Linked DNA regions of Homo sapiens: all the other regions are linked to region 4. Evidence: chromatin contacts called from ENCODE Hi-C or POLR2A ChIA-PET data. All regions are on one chromosome and are shown on one strand. Each heading gives the region's core, a stretch centred on a gene start or an enhancer-like site at or near the end of the contact. The rest is flanking DNA. Distances are from core to core; before and after follow the strand shown.

Region 1 (2,700 bases), core at 201-2,700, 1.4 Mb after region 4:
TAAAGGCAAGACGGCAAAGGCCTATTTACTTGGCTTTTTCTCCTACCCGACTGCAAACTCCAAGACAGCAGGGCCCCACCTGCCTTGTTCATTGCTGTGTCTCCAGCACTAAGCAAAAAGCCTGTTCAACATTTGTTGAAAGAATAAATGAACAGGAGAGAGGGAAGGCGAGAGGCATTTTGAAGGACTGAGTTTAAAAATCAACTACCTTGAAGCCGGTCGAGGTGGTTCATGTCTGTAATCCCAGCACTTTGGGAGGCTGAGGCGGGTGGATCACCTGAGGTCAGGAGTTTGAGACCAGCCCGGCCAATATGGCGAAGCCCCGTGTCTACTAAAAATACAAAAACTAGCCGAGAGTGGTGGCATGCACCTGTTATCCCAGCTACTCAGGAGGCTGAGGCAGGAGAATTGCTTGAACCTGGGAGGCAGAGATTGCAGTGAGCCAAGATTGTGACACTGCCTGGGCGACAGAAAGAGACTCTGTCTCAAAAACAGAAAACAAAACAAAACAAAACAAAACAAAATCAACTACCTTCAGAGGAGTAGAATGTTGGTAATTGTGAGAGCAGTCATGGAGGGGAGGGGAGCCATGGAGGCCTGTTTCCTTCCCTGAACTTCCTCAACGAGGGGGCATCTTAAAGAAGAAATCATGTACACAGATTTTTGTGGGTTTTTTTTGGAGACAGGGTCTCACTCTGTCTCCCAGGTTGGAGTGCAGTGGCATGACCATAGCTCACTGCAGCCTACAACTCCCGGCCTCAAGCAATCCTCTCACCTCAGCTTCCCAAAGTGCTGAGATTACAGGCGCGAACCACTGCGCTCGACCCTACACAGGTTTTTTAAAAAGACGTTTGTGCATTGGATTCCTGGCACTTCACGTGGCCTCTTCAGTCTACCAAAGAAGGAAAAGGTAAGTACCCTGAAGGATTGAAAGGATTAAATGAACATTGAGGGATGAGCAATTTCTGTTCTTCCCTGGCTCCAGCATTACCAAAGCACACAGTAAGAGGACTGACATCGGCCTCCGACCCAGTGAGGATTACTTTCGGGGTGGAGGGGGAACTGCTAAACCTCGAATCTCCGGGACTGGCCCTGGCGCGTTTCCAGTCCCAGCAGAAAGGGCAATCCCCATCCAGACCACACTCCTAGTCCTCCTTATTCCCACACAGCCCGTATCTTGACCACCCCCAGCTCCGCCCTCTCTCCTCCCACCTCCTTTTCCCGCTCCCCCGCCCCATTTCCTTCTTCTCCGCCCACCTCCTCCTGGGTCCCTCCCCCGGCCATCCGCCCTGCCCCGGCCCCTGCAACCCTGCCTTTCGCTCTTCTTCCTCCTCCCTTCCGTCTGCGCCCCTCCCGTGGGGCCGTGGCAACCCCGTGCCTCGCTTGCCCAATGAGAACACGGTTTGGGGCGGGGCGCGGCCAGGACCGGAGCGGAAGTGGCGATCGGAGCGGAAGTGGAGCTACCGCCACCGCCGCCGCCGATTCCGGAGCCGGGGTAGTCGCCGCCGCCGCCGCCGCTGCAGCCACTGCAGGCACCGCTGCCGCCGCCTGAGTAGTGGGCTTAGGAAGGAAGAGGTCATCTCGCTCGGAGCTTCGCTCGGAAGGGTCTTTGTTCCCTGCAGCCCTCCCACGGTGAGTGCGGCGCGGGGTCCGACCGGGGCCCCCGGGGGCCCAAACTCGAAGCCCCTCTCTGGCTGCTGCGACGACGGCGGCCCAGTGGGTGGGCCCCGTGGGGTAGCGGCGCGCTGCCTCTTTCGCTCCGCGCGGCCGCCGGCGGCGAGGCCAGACCTCGCAGCGGCCCCTCCCTGTTTCCGGGGCCGGGCCCTTTACCTCTTGGAGAGGCTCGGGCCGCCTGAGGTCCTGCCGGCCGGGCGGGGTGCAACTCCGTACTGTGCCGTAAGGGACAGCGGAGCCGGGGATCCCGGACCCTCCCTCACTATCTGCTTCGGGCCCCACGCGACCCCTCCCTGCGTCTTGGTCGGCAAGAACGTCCCCTTCAGCCCTGTCACCTCTGCTCCGTGCTTTCTGGTTTCCAGAAATTAAAATTTAATCAAACGCGGATGAGTTTTCTAGCCCCAGTCCCCGTGTTTGGCTCCTCCTGGATGAGTAAGGGGTTTAACCTTGGGAGACAGCAGTGGGGGAACCCCCTCCCATTTTGCAGTAAAACCATTTCATCATCCTTCACTGGTTATGGAGCCTGGCAGGACCCAAGATTCCCTAGGAAGGGAATTGGGTTTGAATCAAGAAAATCTGTTTGTTGGAGCCGGTTACTGAGTCAGGCCGGATCCCCAGGAAAAAATATCAGGGGGTGAGAATCGGAGTATTTTCTCACAGTATTTACCGTCATTTAATGCCAGATTCTTTTGTGTCTTTACCCCAAATTCCCCCATATTGTGTGTTAGCACGTTTTTCGGTCTGAAATTTGCCCGGTGGCTTCCTGGTCGGGGGGTGGGGAGCGGAGGGAAGAAGAGGTGGGAAGGTGAGTGCATCTTTGCCGCAAATGGAGAACTCCCATATAATGGGGTTTTCAGAGGTGGCAGCCTTGGTAAGCAATTTGCCAACCTTTCTGTAAAATACATGTTTCTTGTCGTTGCCTTCATTGCATTTCTCTTTGGTAAGGCTAGATAGCATCAGGTCCTGATTTTGCTTGCCCTGTGTGGGAGATGGAATTTGGCAAGATGATGCTATGAACATAAAATC
Region 2 (2,700 bases), core at 24-2,523, 1.3 Mb after region 4:
CTGTGTTTGTAATACAGCCTTTCCATGGCTTTCAATAAACCCACATAAGGGCTTGTAAGACCCTGTGTGAAGTTGCCTCTTTGCCTTCCTTCTGCTCCCCCAAAGTATCTGCCCCCCAGTTCTCTGGGCTCCAGCGACACCGGCTCCTCTGCTATTCTGGCTGCCAAGTCATGCTCAGTTCTGTTTTAAGCACCACCTTAGATGGTGGGGTTCACCTTCCCCAAGAAACTATCCCTTTTCCTTCTTTCTCACTCCTGTCTTAAATTAGTTTCTTGTTTGTTAGCTGGCCCTCCTCACTAGGATATCACTTTTACTTACAACAGGAATGTTGTTTGCACCAGTAGGTGCTTGGTAAATATTTGTCAGAGGATTGACTGACTGAATGAAAGAAGGAAGGAAGGAGAGAAGGAAGGGAAGAAGAGATGAAGGGACGAAGGGAGGAAGGGAGGGACGGAGGGAGGAAGGGAGGGACGGAGGGAGGAAGGGAGGGACGGAGGGAGGAAGGATGGGAGGGAAGAAGGGAGGGAGGGATGGGGAAAGGAGTGAAAGGAAGGAAGGAAGGAAAGGAGGGAGGGAGGGAGGAAGGGAGGGGAGGGGGGAGGGGAGGGAGGGAAAAAGGAAGGAAGGAAGGACGGAAGGAAGGACGGAAGACTGGCACGAGGTCACAACATGAGTTAGTGGCGGGAACAGGACTTCTGCAGGCCCGGGGTTTGGGCCTTTGCTTCAGATCTCACTATTCACAGACACATGAACCCCGGGCAGGCGAGTGGGAGGCGGACAGGGGAGCGGTTCTTCCGGCCCCCACCCGTGGCGATCCCAGCCTCCAGGTTCCCGGCAGTCGCCCCGCCTCGCCCGTCACAACCCTGCCGCGTGGGGCCGGGGTTGGAGGGGGCGGAGCGCGCGGTCCGGGCACACGGAGCAGGTTGGGACCGCGGCGGGTACCGGGGCCGGGGCGCCATGCGGAGGCCGAGCGTGCGCGCGGCCGGGCTGGTCCTGTGCACCCTGTGTTACCTGCTGGTGGGCGCTGCTGTCTTCGACGCGCTCGAGTCCGAGGCGGAAAGCGGCCGCCAGCGACTGCTGGTCCAGAAGCGGGGCGCTCTCCGGAGGAAGTTCGGCTTCTCGGCCGAGGACTACCGCGAGCTGGAGCGCCTGGCGCTCCAGGCTGAGCCCCACCGCGCCGGCCGCCAGTGGAAGTTCCCCGGCTCCTTCTACTTCGCCATCACCGTCATCACTACCATCGGTGAGCCGCCCGGAGCCTCCCTCCGCGCCCGCTCCAGCCCCAGCCGTCCCGGGGCGCCTCTGGGTTTCGGTCCCACCTCTGCCCCCGCCCAGCTGAGCTACTTTGGACGGGTCATTTCGGCTCACCGAGCCTCCCTCATCTCCTTCGCCTCCCTCGTCTCCCTGGTCTCCTTTGCCCCCCTCTGCTGAATGGAGCTGTCAGCCCACGCAGGCAGGGACGGGAGGAATCAGTAAATCGAGTTTGCCAAAAGGCTGACCCAGGAGTGCTCAGAAAACGTCCAAGGGGCTTGGAGATAGGTGAAGCGGGGCTGGGAGACCAAGTGGCTGGATTTGCTTTTCCTTGCCTGGTTGCCTCACACTTGCTGTGTGACCTTAGACGAGTTGCTCAACCTCTCTGAGCCAGAGTTTTCTCTTCTGTAAAATAGTGTCGCTAATCGGCCTTATCTCAGGGCTGTGGTGAGAGTTATTATTCAGGAGACAGACTATGCACAGACAAGGCCTGTGCTAAAACATGACACATACAGAGCACTACAAAGAAAAGATCATTTTTTTATTATTGCAATTGTTATTGTTACCCCATGAGAATGGGGACCCAGTCTGTCTTAGGGACTGCTGTATGACCCGTGCCTAGCATGCAGTAGATGATCAATAAATACTTGTTAAAGGAATGACTGATAACCACAGGCTCTGGACTCTGCCCTCAGGGATGCAGAGCAGTTCCTTTGGAGCATCTGGACCACCAGCTGTTGCCATGACTACCATCTGGCTGGTACCTGCTGAGCCTAAACCTGGGGGAACAGGAAGGAGAGAAGTGGGCTCTGCAGGGCTCCAGGCTTGGTGCCAGCCACTCCCCAGGCTCCAGCTGTGAACGTCCCGGCACCCCCCCTGGGGCTTGGATCACCAGTCCGAAAGCCAGTGCCTTGGAGAAAGTTTCCCCATAATGCTCTTGCAAGTGAATATGAGCTGTGGTTTTTGCAGTGGAGTTAAAAGTATGAGTTCTGGAATCACAGAGACTGGAGTTCTGGTCTCATCTCTATTGCCACCTGCCTTCTCTGGCAATTGATTCCACCTGTCCAAGCCCTGGTTTCCCCAAAGGCAAAATGCAATTGTTCCTACCTCACTGGGTGACTGCCAGGTTTCAGTGAGGTCAAGCATGTAACATGCTTGGCACAGTGCCTGAAGCCAAGTAGGCACTATTCATTTGTAATAATTCATTATTTGCCAACGTGGCTCCAGCTCTTATTCAGCTCTTTTGCCCCCTCCTGTCCACATGGACACCCCTGCTTCCTATCTTGGTACACCTGAGACCCTCCTGGTTACCGTGCCCACTGGTCTGGGATGCCATCAACTTGTTCTCTCTGCCTTTATCTACATTCTTTGGAGGCTTGCCATGTGGTTTTGGCCTCTTACCCTGGTTCTTTACCTCTGAGGTACGTCTGGGAGGCTGATGTAAGAGACTCA
Region 3 (2,700 bases), core at 116-2,615, 2.0 Mb after region 4:
ACTACATACATACCCAAGTGGTCAAAACTAAAAAGTACAAAAAATTAGAAACTTCAAATGCTGACCAGGATGTGGTACAATGGAGACTCATAGTTTATGGAAACATAAAATGATACATTTTGGAGAAAGGTCTGACAGTTTCTTATAAAATTAAACATACACCTGCTCTCTGACCCAGCAATTCCACTCTTAAATACCTGGCCAAAGGATATGAGAAATATACGTCTACAAAGGAGCTTGCACAGACAGCAGCCTTGTTAATAATAACCAAAAACTTTAAAAGTGCCCATCAAGAGTTGAATGGATAAATTAATAATACTACGCAGTAATAAAAAGAATTGTGGATACATGCAAGAACATGGATGATTCTCAAAAACATTCTTCCCATGAGAAAAAAAAAAGCCTTACACAGTATACATACTATATGATTTCATTTATATTTAGTTCTGGAACAGATTAATCTATTGTGGGAAAAAATCAGGGTACTAACTGCCTCTGGAAGGTGATAGAGGAGCAGGGATTGACTAGGAAAGGGTATTGCTAATTTTCTGGGGTTTTAGGAATGTTCTGTATCATGATAGGAGTTCGGGTTACATAGGTGTGTGCATTTGTCAAAACTCAGTGAATGTGTACTTTGGATTTGTGCATTTCACTGTATGTGAATTTTACATCAAAATGCAATCGAATACTGAACTCTAGTTAATTATATGCATGCTTAACTACTTAAAGGAAAGTGTACTAATGTCTGCAATTTACTTTGAAGTGCACCAAAACACAAGATGGAATGATGGATGTATAGACAAATATGTGGTAAAGTACAAGTATAGTATAATGTAAATAGTAGAATCTAGGTGGTGGAAAATAGGTTTATTGTAACAGGTGCTCATTCTTTCAATTTTGTTTGAACATTTTCGTAATAAAAGAACCACTTATTTGGGGGTTTTGCAGCAAATGGAGACACTAGAAGCTAAGAGGGGCAGGAGGTTCCTCTTACTTTGGGAAATGCAAATTAAAACCACAATGGTTTTCCCAAAAGTAATTGATCTTTTTCAGTCAATGTTTCCTCAACTATCAAATGGGTAAAATGGCAGTGAAGGAGCTTCATATTATTAAGCATTTCCTGGTGGGTGGAATACGCCATGAACTAGGTGCGGCCTCAAGCTGGTTACTCGCCCTGCCTACTCCCTCTCGTGTCCTCCCAGTACCCCCTTAGACCCACCAGCTCTGAGGGAATCTTCGCGACCTGCGCAGGCGGTCGCTCTGATAACCGCATCCCGGTTTCCGGGACGACAGCGGAAGTCACTTCTCACACGCCTTTCTTATTGGATACCGGCTTTTCATGGGGCCGAGCGCCGCTGGGTAGGCGGAAGTAGCCGCAGGCATGGCGGCGGCTATGCCGCTTGCTCTGCTCGTCCTGTTGCTCCTGGGGCCCGGCGGCTGGTGCCTTGCAGAACCCCCACGCGACAGCCTGCGGGAGGAACTTGTCATCACCCCGCTGCCTTCCGGGGACGTAGCCGCCACATTCCAGTTCCGCACGCGCTGGGATTCGGAGCTTCAGCGGGAAGGAGGTGAGGGCGCGAGATCTGACCAGGGAAAGATTTCCGTAGTGCCTGCTGGCTGGCCGGCCGTGGGATGAAGGCAAACTTTGGGGGCGGGGCCTAATTCCTGGGTAGAGTTCGGGATCCTGGGTGTGGACCCCGACGAGGTGGGGATCGTCACTCACCTGCTCCCGTTTCCCCAGTGTCCCATTACAGGCTCTTTCCCAAAGCCCTGGGGCAGCTGATCTCCAAGTATTCTCTACGGGAGCTGCACCTGTCATTCACACAAGGCTTTTGGAGGACCCGATACTGGGGGCCACCCTTCCTGCAGGCCCCATCAGGTGCAGAGCTGTGGGTCTGGTTCCAAGACACTGTCACTGAGTGAGTGCACACCTTGGGCCCTGTTGCAGGCCATGGAGGGAATGTGGCTGGGAGAGTGTTGTCATCCTGCCACTGCTCTTGGGGACAGCACTTCCAGTAGGCAGCGATTCCATGGGGGTAGAGCTGGCATTGGAAGTAAGAAATGTTACCACAGATGAATAAACTTCCCAATCCTAAAACTTTCAGACCTGAGGTAGCACATGCATATCCCTGGAGAGGCAAATAGCAAACAATTAATGCTTATTTGGAGGTAAGGCAGTAGAAAACTGGCAACTGGATAACCTTTTAAAAGGCATTCATTAATATTTTTTAAATGATAATAAATACCACGAAAGCCAACCATAACATATCTGTGGGTTACAACTGGCCAACAGGATGCTACATCACAGTGTTAGAGGAACTGCTTTTGTTTGGGAGGGGGCAGGTCTAGTTACTGTGCCTACTACAAACCGCTATTTCCCAGTGGCTGCTGTGGCTATCCTGTTTAGAATAGAACCTTTCTGTGCAGTGGTTGCAAACAGGTCTACATGGGCCACACAGGTAAGGAATGAATAAAGGTATTTTTAAAATTGACAAACACAGGAATGAGAAATATATCTCATTTTCCTCTTAATCCCACTATAAGAAATCAATAGTGCAAGTATGATATAACAAGTTTTAGGGCAATAAAAAGGAGCAGCAGGAATTGTGGCAGGCTAGAGAGTTTGTGTGACATTCTAACGAGGACAGCTCTGCCACTCAGCTTCTATGGATTGTTGCCATGTGGGAATAGAGGCCTAAT
Region 4 (2,700 bases), core at 125-2,624:
CAGGCAGGTTGGAGTCTTGCTTTGTCACCCAGGCTGGAGTGCAGTGGCATGATCATAGCTCACTGCAGCCTCGAACACCTGGGCTCAAGAGATCCTCTTGCCTCAGCTTCCCAAGGTGTGGGGATTACAGACTCGTATTTTTTATTTATCTAACTTTAAGCACGGCCTCTACCTCCCCCAGTCGTGACAAACAACGTTTCCCTCTAGACTTCCAAATAGCTCCAGGAGGACAAAACCCCCCTTTTTCAACCCGAAGCTTAAGGATATTGAGGTTGCACCACTCAAAACAGAGCAGGAATACATAAATATCTAAAGAGCTGGTGTTATCTCAGTGATATCCCTTTTTTTTTTTTTTTTTTTTTTTAGCTTCGGCGGTGACACCTACTCTCCTGGTCTTCTCCCTACCTCGCTAGTCACTCCTCCCAGTCTCCTTTCCTGCGCTTAAATTTCAGAGTACCCCAGGCGTTGGCCTGGGTCTTCCGCTCTCCACTTAAACTTACTCCTTTGAGGTTTTCAATCTGGTTCTACAGCTTTAAATAGCATCTCCATTGATAAACTCACAAAATAAGGCACTTTCAAGTCAGTGGAGGAAATGATAGTATTGGGACAAAGGACTTTCCATACACGGGAGAAAAAAAATCGTTCGTCGCTGTGGGAGGGCTGCCGGGTCTCGTCCACGCTCCCTTTTGAGCACCTACAGTGAGCGTAGGATTGCCACGGATAGCCCAATCCACAAGTGAGTCAAGCTGCCAGGGCTCCAAGAAAGACCCATGGAGGGAGAGGGGAACGTCCGGGGAGGCGAAGGCTGCGAGTGAGACCCGGAGAGGCTGATGTCGGCGGGTCTGCGCGCTCGCAACGCGACCTCCGCCCGGTCAGCAAGACCTCGGCGCGCGATCCTCAGATTCTGCGAAACAAGACAAGCGACTGGGTCCGAGACCGCGGTCCCCATCAAAACGAGCATCAACCAATCGCTGGGAGAAATCCGCAGCCTCGTTTTAAGCCACCAAGCAGAGACCGCGGCGACCTATTATGATAACCTCGAGAACCAATGAAAAACGGGGATTCGCTCAGCCCGCCTCCCGAGCTTCAACCCCGAAGAGATCGCGCACAGTTTTATAAAAGGTACAAATTAGAAAGCAGTTCTGCGGCTGGATTAGAGACATTGTGTTTTCAAAGACGGTGGGGAGGGCTAGAGAAAAATCCTAGAAGCTAGCAAGACCGCACTACACCGAAACGTCGCGGGCAACGGACTCGCCAGTCACCATCTAGCCCAGGGACGACGCGGGACGGACGTGCCGCTGCGCGCTGACATCACGCTCCAGGCCCCGCCCCACCGGCCGCCCATATAGCGAAAGCCTGGCGCGCGCGCGCGCCATTGTGTGGCTGGACTCGGCCGCCCCTGTGGTGTGAGGCGCGTGTTCGGGCTCTTGCCGTCCCCGCACCCGCACCGCGGTTACTGGCTTGCGGTCCGCCGTTCGACAACCAGCCCTTGGGTCCCCGCCCGCCACGGACATGCCGCGCGTCTACATAGGACGCCTGAGCTACAACGTCCGGGAGAAGGACATCCAGCGCTTTTTCAGTGGCTATGGCCGCCTCCTCGAAGTAGACCTCAAAAATGGGTGAGTCGGGCCTGGGCGCCCGCGCCCAGCGTCCCAGGCCTGGTGGCGGCGGGAACTCTCCAAGGAAAGAAGCGGCCAAGGCCGCGGCGCCGCGTGGCAGGGCCTCAAAGATGGCGACGGCGCGGCGTCGCGGGGGCGCGCGGTGGGGTACGGGCGCGCGCACGTGCGCGTCCTGGCTAACGACTCCCCCGCGGTTGTCCGGCCCTCGCACCGCCCCTAGGTACGGCTTCGTGGAGTTCGAGGACTCCCGCGACGCCGACGACGCCGTTTACGAGCTGAACGGCAAGGAGCTCTGCGGCGAGCGCGTGATCGTAGAGCACGCCCGGGGCCCGCGTCGCGATCGCGACGGCTACAGCTACGGAAGCCGCAGTGAGTCCCACCCCCGCGCGCTCCGCGCCCTTGGGGACCCTGGGGGCGGGGGTGGGTGGGGTGGGGCCTCCCAGCCCGGGCAGGCGCGAGGGCCGGGGGTCGTTTGACTTGGGTGTCCCCGAGCCCCGCTGCCTTCACGTCTGCCCGGGGCAGCCATGGGACGCCGGAGCGCGGGGATTGGGTTTGGGTGTTTGGTTTTGTTTATTTGCCAAGTTGGGAGGTGGGTGGCTTCTTCTGGCCCCTTGTCAGCACTGTCACGGGTTCTTCCCACAGAGGAAGTAAGGGGTGGCTGTATTTGTTGTATTCTCCTTACTTACCTATCAGTGCATTAGTTAGAGGTTCGGGGGCAGGCTCGGGTGGAGGTGGGGTAGGGGGCGCGGGGGACGGGGAAGGGGAGGAGCATAAAGTATAGGTCTTAAAGCTATGGAACTTGATGGGGGCCAAAGAATGTACTATTTTTAAGTAATGTGGTATTGTACCACAAAGTAGATCTAAATAAGCTTTATGCTGTATTTGAACTAATTGGGGCATGTTATTGGGAGGAGGTTGGGGGGATTTTTGGTTATGTTAAATGTTTGATGTTTAAATTGTTGCATGTTGAATTCAAACTTTTTAACAAGTCCTTGATGTTTCAATTTGAAAGTGACCAATGGGGCTGAGGCTGTGTCCACTGAGGCTAAGATGACTGCCTTTCCTGATTGGCCTTGGCTTT
Region 5 (2,700 bases), core at 173-2,672, 1.1 Mb after region 4:
CTTCATCCCAGCCCCGCTGGGATCTTGAGATTTGGGGTAATCAAAAAAGGCATCCTTTTTCCTAAGGTGGTGGTGAGGAGGTGATGTTCTGGAAGGAAGGTACCTAGACTTTGTGGTCCCTGCCAGGAAGTGGAGAGTGGAAATGTGGAATGCCTCACACTCCTCAACTAGGTAGGCCTTCATGTACCAGATGAGGGTGGCTTTCAGTTCTTGTTTTGTGTGTCAAAGTTGCTCCTGTTATCAGTGTGTGTTTGCTGATCTCTCCCACCTCAGTCACTCCCGGCAGTGAGTTTAGGGCATCTTGGGAGTGGAGGTAGGTTGTGGAAAAGATGTGTCCAGAGATCTCATTTGGCTTTGGTATCTTCCTGAAATAAATGTCACACACAGGGCTGGGCATCTTGCATATGCTGACTTCTCTTAATCTTCACAGCAATGATGTGAGGCAGAGATCATCTCCATTTTACACCTAAGAAAGGCACAGAGAGGTGCAGTGGATTGCCCAGAGTCTCACAGCTGGCAGGGGCTAGAGCTTGAGTTCCCAATGAGAACTGGTTGTCCCCGAAGCCCTTGAATATTTCACCATACTGCAGTGCCTTTTTCATATCACCTCCCTGGATCTCAGTTGCTCCATCTGTTAAATGATGACAAGTGAACTCTAGTCAGAAGTCAGAGTGGTGTTTTGTTTTTAATTTGAATGCCTTTAGGCAGGTGTGTTCTCCAGTTCATTACCATTTGCGCATTCCCCTGTGCCCTCTAGTCTCCTGCCTGGCCCCTGGCCCCTGTGGGAATTTGCAGCCCTGCATCTGGTTGGTGTCTACCGTTTCTTTCGATTTAGACAATCTAGAGGGCAGTGAGAAATTGGAAAGGGGTAGCAGGTAAGAGCTCTCGAGTTCAGTGAGAAATTGGAAAGGAATAGCAGGTAAGAGCTCTAGAGTTCAGTGACAAATTGGAAAGAGATAGCAGGTGAGAGCTCTTGAGTTCAGTGAGAAATTGGAAAGGGACAGCAGGTGAGAGCTCTCGAGTTCAGTGAGAAATTGGAAGGGGATAGCAGGTAAGAGCTCTGCTTTCACCGCCTCCTAGCTGGGAGATCCTGGACTGATCACCTCACTTTATAGAACCTACTTCTCTTTCTGTCAAGTGGGGGGTCACAGTCATACTGACCTCAAAGGGGTGCCATGCGGATGAAATGAGATAGGGCTCATAAAGCACTTAGTTAGTACAAAAATACATGCTTAGGATTAGCTGCTCTCAATTTCCAGAAAGAGAATGTCAGCCAATGTACACAGGCATCTGCCCCCTCAGACATAGGATGGCATTTGCATGAGGAACCAGAAGTTATCTTTGAACTCATCATTTTGAAACCCCTGTGATGAACCCTGGAGCTGCCATGTTGGCTCTTCAAACCAAGCCTCAGCATTATTTCCTGTCACCCAGTCAAGTGATGCTGAACCTCAAATCAGCCAGCCAGTGCTGAGGCCAAAAGCAGAAGTGGGTGCTATTCTCTTGGGACCAGAGGACCCTAGCCCAGCCACTTAAGGAAGAAGCTGGTAACAGGTGCTGGCTGTGACAGACAAGAAGCTGAACTGGCCCAATTAACTCTGCCAAATGCTTTCACGAGGGGCCAGAAGCAATTCCTAAGTGGAGACTGAGGTGGAAAATCTAAAGTTCTGGGAAACAGGTTATTAATCATGACCCTAGGCTGAGCTCACTACCTCCTGGAAATCCTTCAGAAATGTCTTAGGAAAACTTGGAGTACTGCTCCTTCAAAGAGTGGTTTCTTTGGAAGTTGCCGTGGGCTCCTATGCTGACTGATTATGAATTGCAGATTAGAACACATAATGTATCCGCTCTTACTGGAGGAAGCTGCATTTCCAAAAAGAAGTCTCTTTAATGTTTCAAGAAATTACAGGCTTTAGCTTGACTCTTCAGAACTGAATAATGGCCCTTCATGGCACCGAAGAAAGTATTTGGTGTATTCTTACTATGTCCCAGGAACCTAGGTCAGTTACTGTTTTAGTACTTTATCAGTGTAGTCTTTAACATTCCATAAATGTACATTGAGGACCTGTTAGTACTAAGCACTGAACTAGAGGACCAGGGTAAAGACACTGCCTCTGGTCTTGTGGAATTCTCTGTGCAACAAGGGAAGATAGACAGAGGAGTGAATAATTTTAATGGCACGTGAAAAGTACTGCAAAAGAAATATGCACAAGTGCTACAAAACACCAGACACTGGATCAGCATATTGTGGAGGTCCTGATCTTGCGCTGGGTTGATTCCTTCTGCTCTCTCCCTACAATTCCTGGCTCTGGGAGCTTTGCCAGCATTTGCATTAGGGAGCAACTGAGAGCTGCCCCTGCTGAAGCACTCATTTCTGGCACCTTCCTATCCCCCGTGGCTTCAGAGGGGTGGAAAGAACACTTCCTTACAAAATGTATGGGCCCCACCTGAGAGGGCCCTGAATCTGAAGTCCAAAGTTGTAGTAAGGAAACAGAGGGACGGGTGACTTTTGTAGTCTAAAATCACCACTGATTTTCCGTTGGTTTGTTTTTATAACATTTATTGTGGATTTTTTTTTTCTGATTGCAAAATTAGAATATGTTCAAGGGAAGAAAAGCTAGATAGTACAGAAAAACACACTTAAAATAAATCATCACTCAGTGATTTCACTTCTCTGTTTTTGAATAAGGGCCTGTCTCC
Region 6 (2,700 bases), core at 13-2,512, 1.9 Mb after region 4:
ATAGCTGGCCCTAAAACCCAAATTCTTTTCCTGGAACAACTTACTTCCCGTCTTTCCACTTCAGAGAGGGGGAACCTAGGATCAATGAAGTTGATGGGTTTTCGTCTGCTGGAGTAGGAATAAGTGAGTTATCGATTTGCTCTTGCTTTTTCTGTTCTTAACTCATTCAGCAAATATTTACTGACTGTCCACTATTCGGATTTGGAAGATAGATAAAACAGTCATGGCAGCAGAGAGGGTCAGGATTTACTCCTATGTGCGACTTCAGAACCTGTGCCTTTTTCCACTGGACACCCACATTTTAAAACACCCACTACTCTGCCTTCTAATATAGTTCATCTGTGTCTCAGGGCAGGGGCTGTCTTATATATACATGTTCTAGCCTTCCTGCCACCGAGTAGGTGCGAAATCAATGTTGTAGTGTTGAGGAAACACTTGAATTTTATTTATTTATTTATTTATTTATTTATTTATTTAGAGACGGAGTTTTGCTCTTGTTGCCCAGGCTGGAGTGCAATGGCGTGATCTCGGCTCACTGCAACCTCTGCCTCCCGGGTTCAAGCAATTCTCCTGGCTCAGCCTCCCGAGTAGCTAGGACTACAGGCGTGCGCCACCACGCCCCGCTAATTTTGTATTTTTAGCAGAGACGGGGTTTCTCCATGTTGGTCAGGCTGGTCTCGAAACACCGACCTCAGGTAATCCGCCCACCTCAGCCTCCCAAAGTGCTGGGATTACAGGCGTGAGCCACCGCGCCCGACCAACACTTGAATTTTAATACTTACTTTGCTACTAACTGTGTCGTTGAAACAGTATGTTGCTTTCCTTCTCTGGCCCTTAGCTTAACTATCTGTACAGCGGGAACATTGGCAAACTCCTACGTGGAGGAGCTTGCAGGTCCACTTCAAGTTATCAGACTCTAACTAGGAGAAAACATTGAGAATTTAGGCTGAAAATAACGACACAGTTTATCACCTCGTTAATTCCCAAACATCATTACCGCGTCCTAAGCCACCCCACTTGCCTCTCCCCTAGCCGCCTTCCTTTAAAAAAAGAATTCCCCTCTAGAGGGCGCGCAAGCTCTGCGGCCTTCGTTCCTCTCTTCCGTTTGCCTTCACTCTTCCTTCTGCGCATGTGCTCAGTTCGCTATCCGGCTGCTTGTACCTGGTTCAGGAGGTTCAGGCAGAGGTTGCACCCACTACGCCTGCGCAACCTCAGCCCCGCCCCTCCGCTGCTTTCCCCGGAAACGTTTCTTTCCTACGCAGCCGCTCCTGCCGCCGTGGTCGCTGGAGCTTTGCCTCTCTAGGCCGGCAGCGCCTCTCCTCCATGGTCCTGTCTGTCAGCGCTGTTTTGGGAGCCCGCCGGTGAGGCCGGGCCACGCTCAGACACTTCGATCGTCGAGTCTGTCACTGGTGAGTAGACCCCAGAGGAGCTCGTGTACGGGCGGGGGCCGCGCAGGCGGAATGGGCTGGATTTCCCCTCACTCTGAGAATGGGTCTGTCTGCCCCGCCTTCCCCCTGACTCTTGGAATGGGCTCACCCCTTGGTTCCAGTCCCTCCTCCCGGGCGGGGCGACGTTGCCATGGAGACAGGCCGCTGGCTGAGGCCCGGCTCGTGTCCCTGCAGGGCATGGCGGGTCAGTTCCGCAGCTACGTGTGGGACCCGCTGCTGATCCTGTCGCAGATCGTCCTCATGCAGACCGTGTATTACGGCTCGCTGGGCCTGTGGCTGGCGCTGGTGGACGGGCTAGTGCGAAGCAGCCCCTCGCTGGACCAGATGTTCGACGCCGAGGTAGGGTCCCCGGACTGGGGCGGGTGGGGTCTCGGCCTCCCCGAGTAGGCTTTGTGGTCCATCACTACTGTGCTGTAGACGTGGCTGGGTCACCTTCTTTCTTTGTAGCCCTGGGAAAGGGATTTCACCTTTCTGAGCCTCAGCTGCCTCATCCATAAAATGGAATGACAGCAGAGGCTGATTAGTACAAAGAAAAGGGCCTGGATGTTAATACAATAAACACGTCTGTGTTCCAGGCAACTCTGATACATTTCCTTTCTGATACTCTGGGAAAGTGACTTGATTTCTCTGAGCTAGGTTCTCAGGTGCCACATCGGAGAGAGGGGTGGATAAAAGAGCATTCGTGCGGGTACAGTGGAAACTGCCTGGACTTTGGGGTCAGACAGGCGTCCGTTTAAGATCCACTTACTAGCTGTGTGACCTGGGGCAAATGTCACCTCTGTGAACTTGTTTTCCTGTCTTCAAAACCATGAGACTAGTTGCAGAGAGGTCGTGGACTGCAATATAAAGAGCATGTGCTTTGGGTTCAGAAAAGCAAGGGTTCAGTCTAGGCCTAAACATATAAAACTAGCTGTGGGACCTTGGGCAAGTTGCTTCCCCTTTCTGAGCCTTTTCTGAAAAGTGGGCCGGATGCTCCTACCATGTTGCCCTCAACAAAATGTTACAAGGCCCAGAGGGGTTTAGGAATAAGAAGGTACTTTGTAAAGTGTAAAGGAGGCCTATAAGTTGTTACATCTAAGAGGCAGCTGTGGCGTGGTGATGAGCACAGTTCTTTTTTTTTTTTTTTTTTTTTTTTGAGACGGAGTCTCCCTCTGTCGCCCAGGCTGGAGTGCAGTGGCAGGATCTCGGCTCACTGCAAGCTCCGCCTCCCGGGTTCACGCCATTCTCCTGCCTCAGCCTCCCAAGTAGCTGG
Region 7 (2,700 bases), core at 140-2,639, 1.2 Mb after region 4:
AGGTAGGTGGGCTCTCCACAGCCTGTCTCCCTCACTGACACATGCACACTCACTGGATTCTCACCGGCACTTTTGTGATAGCTGTCATCATCATTCACACCTATTTCTTTTCTTTTCTTTTTCTTCTCTTTTTTTTGAGACAGGGTCTCGCTCTGTCTCCCAGGCTGAAGTGCAGTGGCACCATCACACCTCACTGCAGCCTCAACCTCCTGGGCTCAAGCGATCCTCCCGCCTCAGCCTCCTGAGTAGCTGGGACTACGGGAGTGCACCACCACACACACTTCCCCTAACTTTTTTTATTTTTTGGAGAGACGGGGTCTAGTTTTGTTGTCCAGGCTAGTCTCAAACTCCTGGACTCAAATGATCCTCCCGCCTCAGCCTCACAAAGTGCTGGGATTACAGGCGTGAGCCAACCTCCTGGGCCACTCACACCTATTTCTTAGAAGGGTAAGTTGAGGCTGACTGCAGCTGACTCCTTCCCCAACCACTCTCACACCCTACTGGCTGACTCACCCTGCTTGGCAGACTCCTGGGCCCCTCCTCTCGGACTCTGCGACAGGCCAAGGGGGTCCAGACCCTCCCTGACCCCAACAGTCCCAAGACGCCACAGCTGGTGGGCGGAGAAACAAGGGGATTCTCCCCTGGGGCCAGTGGCCATGGCTTGGCCTCGAGTGAACCCTGCTAGGGCCCCAAACCCAGGGCCTACCTAGCTCCTGTTCTTCCCGCGCGGGGGAAGGGGGGTGCTCTGCTCCCCTCCCTCCCCTTTCTGGCAGGGCTCACGGTTCTTCCCCGGGGCGCATCCACAAACCTGAGCTCCTTGGCGCTCACCACCATAACGCTGGCGTACAAAGCTGCTTCCATTCACTGAGCACTCAGTAGGCGCCGGGCACAGCACTAGGTGCCTATCCGGCGTAGACATCGGGCCTGATCATACAGCTGAGCTTCAGAGACCTCAAGTCCCTGCCCAGGCCCACACAGCGCTCAGCGGTGCTAGGATGCCCACTTGACAGACAGCGAAACTGAGACCCAGAGGGGTCAAGTCAGGGGCAGAAGCAGACTCTGGAGGCCTCCGGGTTCTGGACCTTCTCTGCCCCATTGTCCCTGATTAGCCCGCAAGCAAGCCACGGCCTAAGCCGAAGGAAGAACTCGCCTGCAGGAGCCCCCGTTCGTTCCCAGGGTTTGGACGCCCCGGGCTGGGCCCCGCTAAGCCCCTCGGGCCGCCCAGGCGCCGGACCCCCGTCCCCGGAGCCCCCGCGCGCGCTCACTTTGGGCTTGTCGAAGGCGGGCGTCTGGGCCATGGTGCCCTCGTGCGCCCCGGCGCTGCTCCCTCCGCCGCCGCTCGGTGGGTCTCTGCCGGCTCGGTGGCCGCTCGGCTTTCCCTGGGGCCAGCGGTGGCCGCGGCCGGCCACGCTCTTCTTAACGGGCCGGGCCCCGCCTCCCGCCCCGCCCGCCGCCGTTCCCGGGGCCCGCCCTCTCGCCGGAGCCCCCGCCCCGCCCGCCGGCCTGGATCGCGCATTTCCTGGAATTCTGGACCCGGCGTCCTCGCCCGCCGACCCGAAAACTACGGCCCCGCGGCGCCCGACCGGACCCACCTGTGGGCGCGCGCTCCAGCCGCCTCGCTGGGCGCTGCCTTCCCCCCGGCTCCTCCAGCAACTTTCAAGCGTCCCCCTGCAGTCTGGGCGCTGCTGTGCGCCAGGCCCAAGCTAGAAGCGGGGACCCCGGGAGCATCGCAAGCCTCGAGCGGCGTGCCTTCCACCGGATAGACGGACGCTCGTCGCAGAAACACACACCATAATTGTATAGTTAAGGAACTTTCGAGGGGGGCCAGCCGTGGCCTGCAGAACCTGCAGGAGTTCATCAGGGGTGGGTGGGGGTGGAGAGGACATTCTACGTGAGAGACTCCAGGGAGCTGGGAGTGAAAGGAGGCGAGGAAGGCTGGAGCTCGGAGGGAGGGAGAACACAGACAGTCCCCTCCTGGGCATTCACCTTTAAGAAACCCGCCCAGGCGCAGCCAGAGACCTGTGCAGAATGTTCACACCAGCGCTATTCCGAATAACAGGAACATTGGAAACACCCTCAAATGCCCCTCCACGGGCGAGTGGGCAAATAAACCGGAATATTCACACCATGAAACGTTAGACAGCAGTGAAACGGAATGAACTTCAGCCAGACAACAACAGAAACAATGTCTCAGAAACAATGTTGAGTGAAAAAAACTAAGTTGCGGAAAACTGCATACAATGGTGCAACTTTTAGAATGTGTAAAAGCAAAACCAAAAGTATGTATGTTTAGACACATGCATCGGTGGAAAAAATGTAAAGCAAGGGAAAGATGAGCATAGATACGAGAAGAGTGGTTATCTCAGGTGAAAGGGAAGGAGCCGGGAGGAGGTAAGGACGGAGGGAAATAACACGCGGGTACAGGTTATTTATTTATTTATTTATTTATTTATTTATTTATTTATTTATTTACTGAGACGGAGTTTCGCTCTTTCGCGGAGGCTGCAGTGAAGTGGCGCGATCTGGGCTCACTGCAACCTCTGCCCCTCTGGCCCGCCTCCTCCCCACCGCTCCCCCGCACCCCCAGCGTTTCAAGCGATTTTCCTGTCTCAGCCTCCCGAGTAGCTGGGATTATAGGCGCCCACAACCACGCCTGGCTAATTTTTGTTTTTTGTTTTTTTGTTTTTGTTTTTGTTTTTT

Evidence for each region. Hi-C counts contacts between places; a loop is a spot of excess contacts on that map. ChIA-PET counts read pairs that join two places held with the same protein, here RNA polymerase II (POLR2A). Pooled maps may share reads with other maps.
Region 1: a loop to region 4 is called in a map of CD8-positive, alpha-beta T cell, with 17 times the contacts of the local background. The contact joins the promoter of YWHAB here to the promoter of SRSF6 in region 4. A Hi-C loop is called at or near these places in 7 of 168 maps with a recorded cell type or tissue (B cell, CD4-positive, alpha-beta T cell, CD4-positive, alpha-beta memory T cell and 2 more), 1 of 37 single-sample maps with no recorded cell type and 16 of 50 pooled maps. POLR2A ChIA-PET finds 5 or more read pairs at or near these places in 3 of 52 experiments (HepG2, OCI-LY7 and PC-9).
Region 2: a pooled map shows a loop between it and region 4 (3-fold over the local background). The contact joins the promoter of KCNK15-AS1 here to the promoter of SRSF6 in region 4. A Hi-C loop is called at or near these places in 1 of 168 maps with a recorded cell type or tissue (HepG2) and 5 of 50 pooled maps. POLR2A ChIA-PET finds 5 or more read pairs at or near these places in 1 of 52 experiments (AG04449).
Region 3: a loop to region 4 is called in a map of naive thymus-derived CD4-positive, alpha-beta T cell, with 12 times the contacts of the local background. The contact joins the promoter of PIGT here to the promoter of SRSF6 in region 4. A Hi-C loop is called at or near these places in 1 of 168 maps with a recorded cell type or tissue (naive thymus-derived CD4-positive, alpha-beta T cell), 1 of 37 single-sample maps with no recorded cell type and 9 of 50 pooled maps.
Region 5: a pooled map shows a loop between it and region 4 (9-fold over the local background). The contact joins the enhancer-like site here to the promoter of SRSF6 in region 4. A Hi-C loop is called at or near these places in 1 of 37 single-sample maps with no recorded cell type and 3 of 50 pooled maps. POLR2A ChIA-PET finds 5 or more read pairs at or near these places in 4 of 52 experiments (A549, AG04449, OCI-LY7 and 1 more).
Region 6: a map of naive thymus-derived CD4-positive, alpha-beta T cell shows a loop between it and region 4 (11-fold over the local background). The contact joins the promoter of SYS1-DBNDD2 here to the promoter of SRSF6 in region 4. A Hi-C loop is called at or near these places in 1 of 168 maps with a recorded cell type or tissue (naive thymus-derived CD4-positive, alpha-beta T cell) and 9 of 50 pooled maps. POLR2A ChIA-PET finds 5 or more read pairs at or near these places in 1 of 52 experiments (AG04450).
Region 7: a loop to region 4 is called in a map with no recorded cell type, with 7 times the contacts of the local background. The contact joins the promoter of ADA here to the promoter of SRSF6 in region 4. A Hi-C loop is called at or near these places in 1 of 37 single-sample maps with no recorded cell type and 8 of 50 pooled maps. POLR2A ChIA-PET finds 5 or more read pairs at or near these places in 1 of 52 experiments (GM10248).

The regions. Positions count from the first base shown.
Region 1 is chr20:44,884,255-44,886,954 of GRCh38, forward strand. It overlaps YWHAB (tyrosine 3-monooxygenase/tryptophan 5-monooxygenase activation protein beta), which reads left to right and starts at 1,451. Exons shown (of 6, transcript NM_139323.4): 1 at 1,451-1,632. RefSeq lists silencers at 1,075-1,134, 1,195-1,744 and an enhancer at 1,181-1,797.
Region 2 is chr20:44,744,954-44,747,653 of GRCh38, forward strand. It overlaps KCNK15-AS1 (KCNK15 and WISP2 antisense RNA 1), which reads right to left and starts at 1,274. Exons shown (of 5, transcript NR_132377.1): 1 at 1,012-1,274. It overlaps KCNK15 (potassium two pore domain channel subfamily K member 15), which reads left to right and starts at 912. Exons shown (of 2, transcript NM_022358.4): 1 at 912-1,240. The coding sequence starts at 958.
Region 3 is chr20:45,414,776-45,417,475 of GRCh38, forward strand. PIGT (phosphatidylinositol glycan anchor biosynthesis class T) reads left to right here and starts at 1,366. Exons shown (of 12, transcript NM_015937.6): 1 at 1,366-1,568; 2 at 1,742-1,919. The coding sequence starts at 1,382. LOC107985405 (a long non-coding RNA gene) reads right to left here. Exons shown (of 2, transcript XR_001754640.2): 2 at 1-2,042.
Region 4 is chr20:43,456,522-43,459,221 of GRCh38, forward strand. It overlaps SRSF6 (serine and arginine rich splicing factor 6), which reads left to right and starts at 1,375. Exons shown (of 6, transcript NM_006275.6): 1 at 1,375-1,619; 2 at 1,840-1,988. The coding sequence starts at 1,513. RefSeq lists enhancers at 712-1,031, 1,092-1,251, 1,173-2,120, 1,552-1,651 and silencers at 1,792-1,891, 1,902-2,161.
Region 5 is chr20:44,585,034-44,587,733 of GRCh38, forward strand. The region is part of intron 1 of PKIG (cAMP-dependent protein kinase inhibitor gamma); the gene reads left to right. Among named protein-coding and RNA genes, the nearest start is that of PKIG, 3.8 kb to the left of the region's middle. Within about 2 kb of position 1,423, at least 7 of the 41 ENCODE cell types and tissues checked have a DNase peak (open chromatin) inside an H3K27ac peak, as active enhancers do; they include OCI-LY7, where a contact is called at or near this core.
Region 6 is chr20:45,361,907-45,364,606 of GRCh38, forward strand. SYS1-DBNDD2 (SYS1-DBNDD2 readthrough (NMD candidate)) reads left to right here and starts at 1,263. Exons shown (of 6, transcript NR_003189.2): 1 at 1,263-1,409; 2 at 1,623-1,787. SYS1 (SYS1 golgi trafficking protein) reads left to right here and starts at 1,250. Exons shown (of 4, transcript NM_033542.4): 1 at 1,250-1,409; 2 at 1,623-1,787. The coding sequence starts at 1,626. LOC124904914 (a long non-coding RNA gene) reads right to left here and starts at 1,462. Exons shown (of 2, transcript XR_007067609.1): 1 at 1,162-1,462; 2 at 450-920. RefSeq lists an enhancer at 980-1,419.
Region 7 is chr20:44,650,310-44,653,009 of GRCh38, forward strand. It overlaps ADA (adenosine deaminase), which reads right to left and starts at 1,390. Exons shown (of 12, transcript NM_000022.4): 1 at 1,266-1,390. The coding sequence starts at 1,298. RefSeq lists enhancers at 839-948, 1,179-2,162 and a silencer at 1,199-1,588.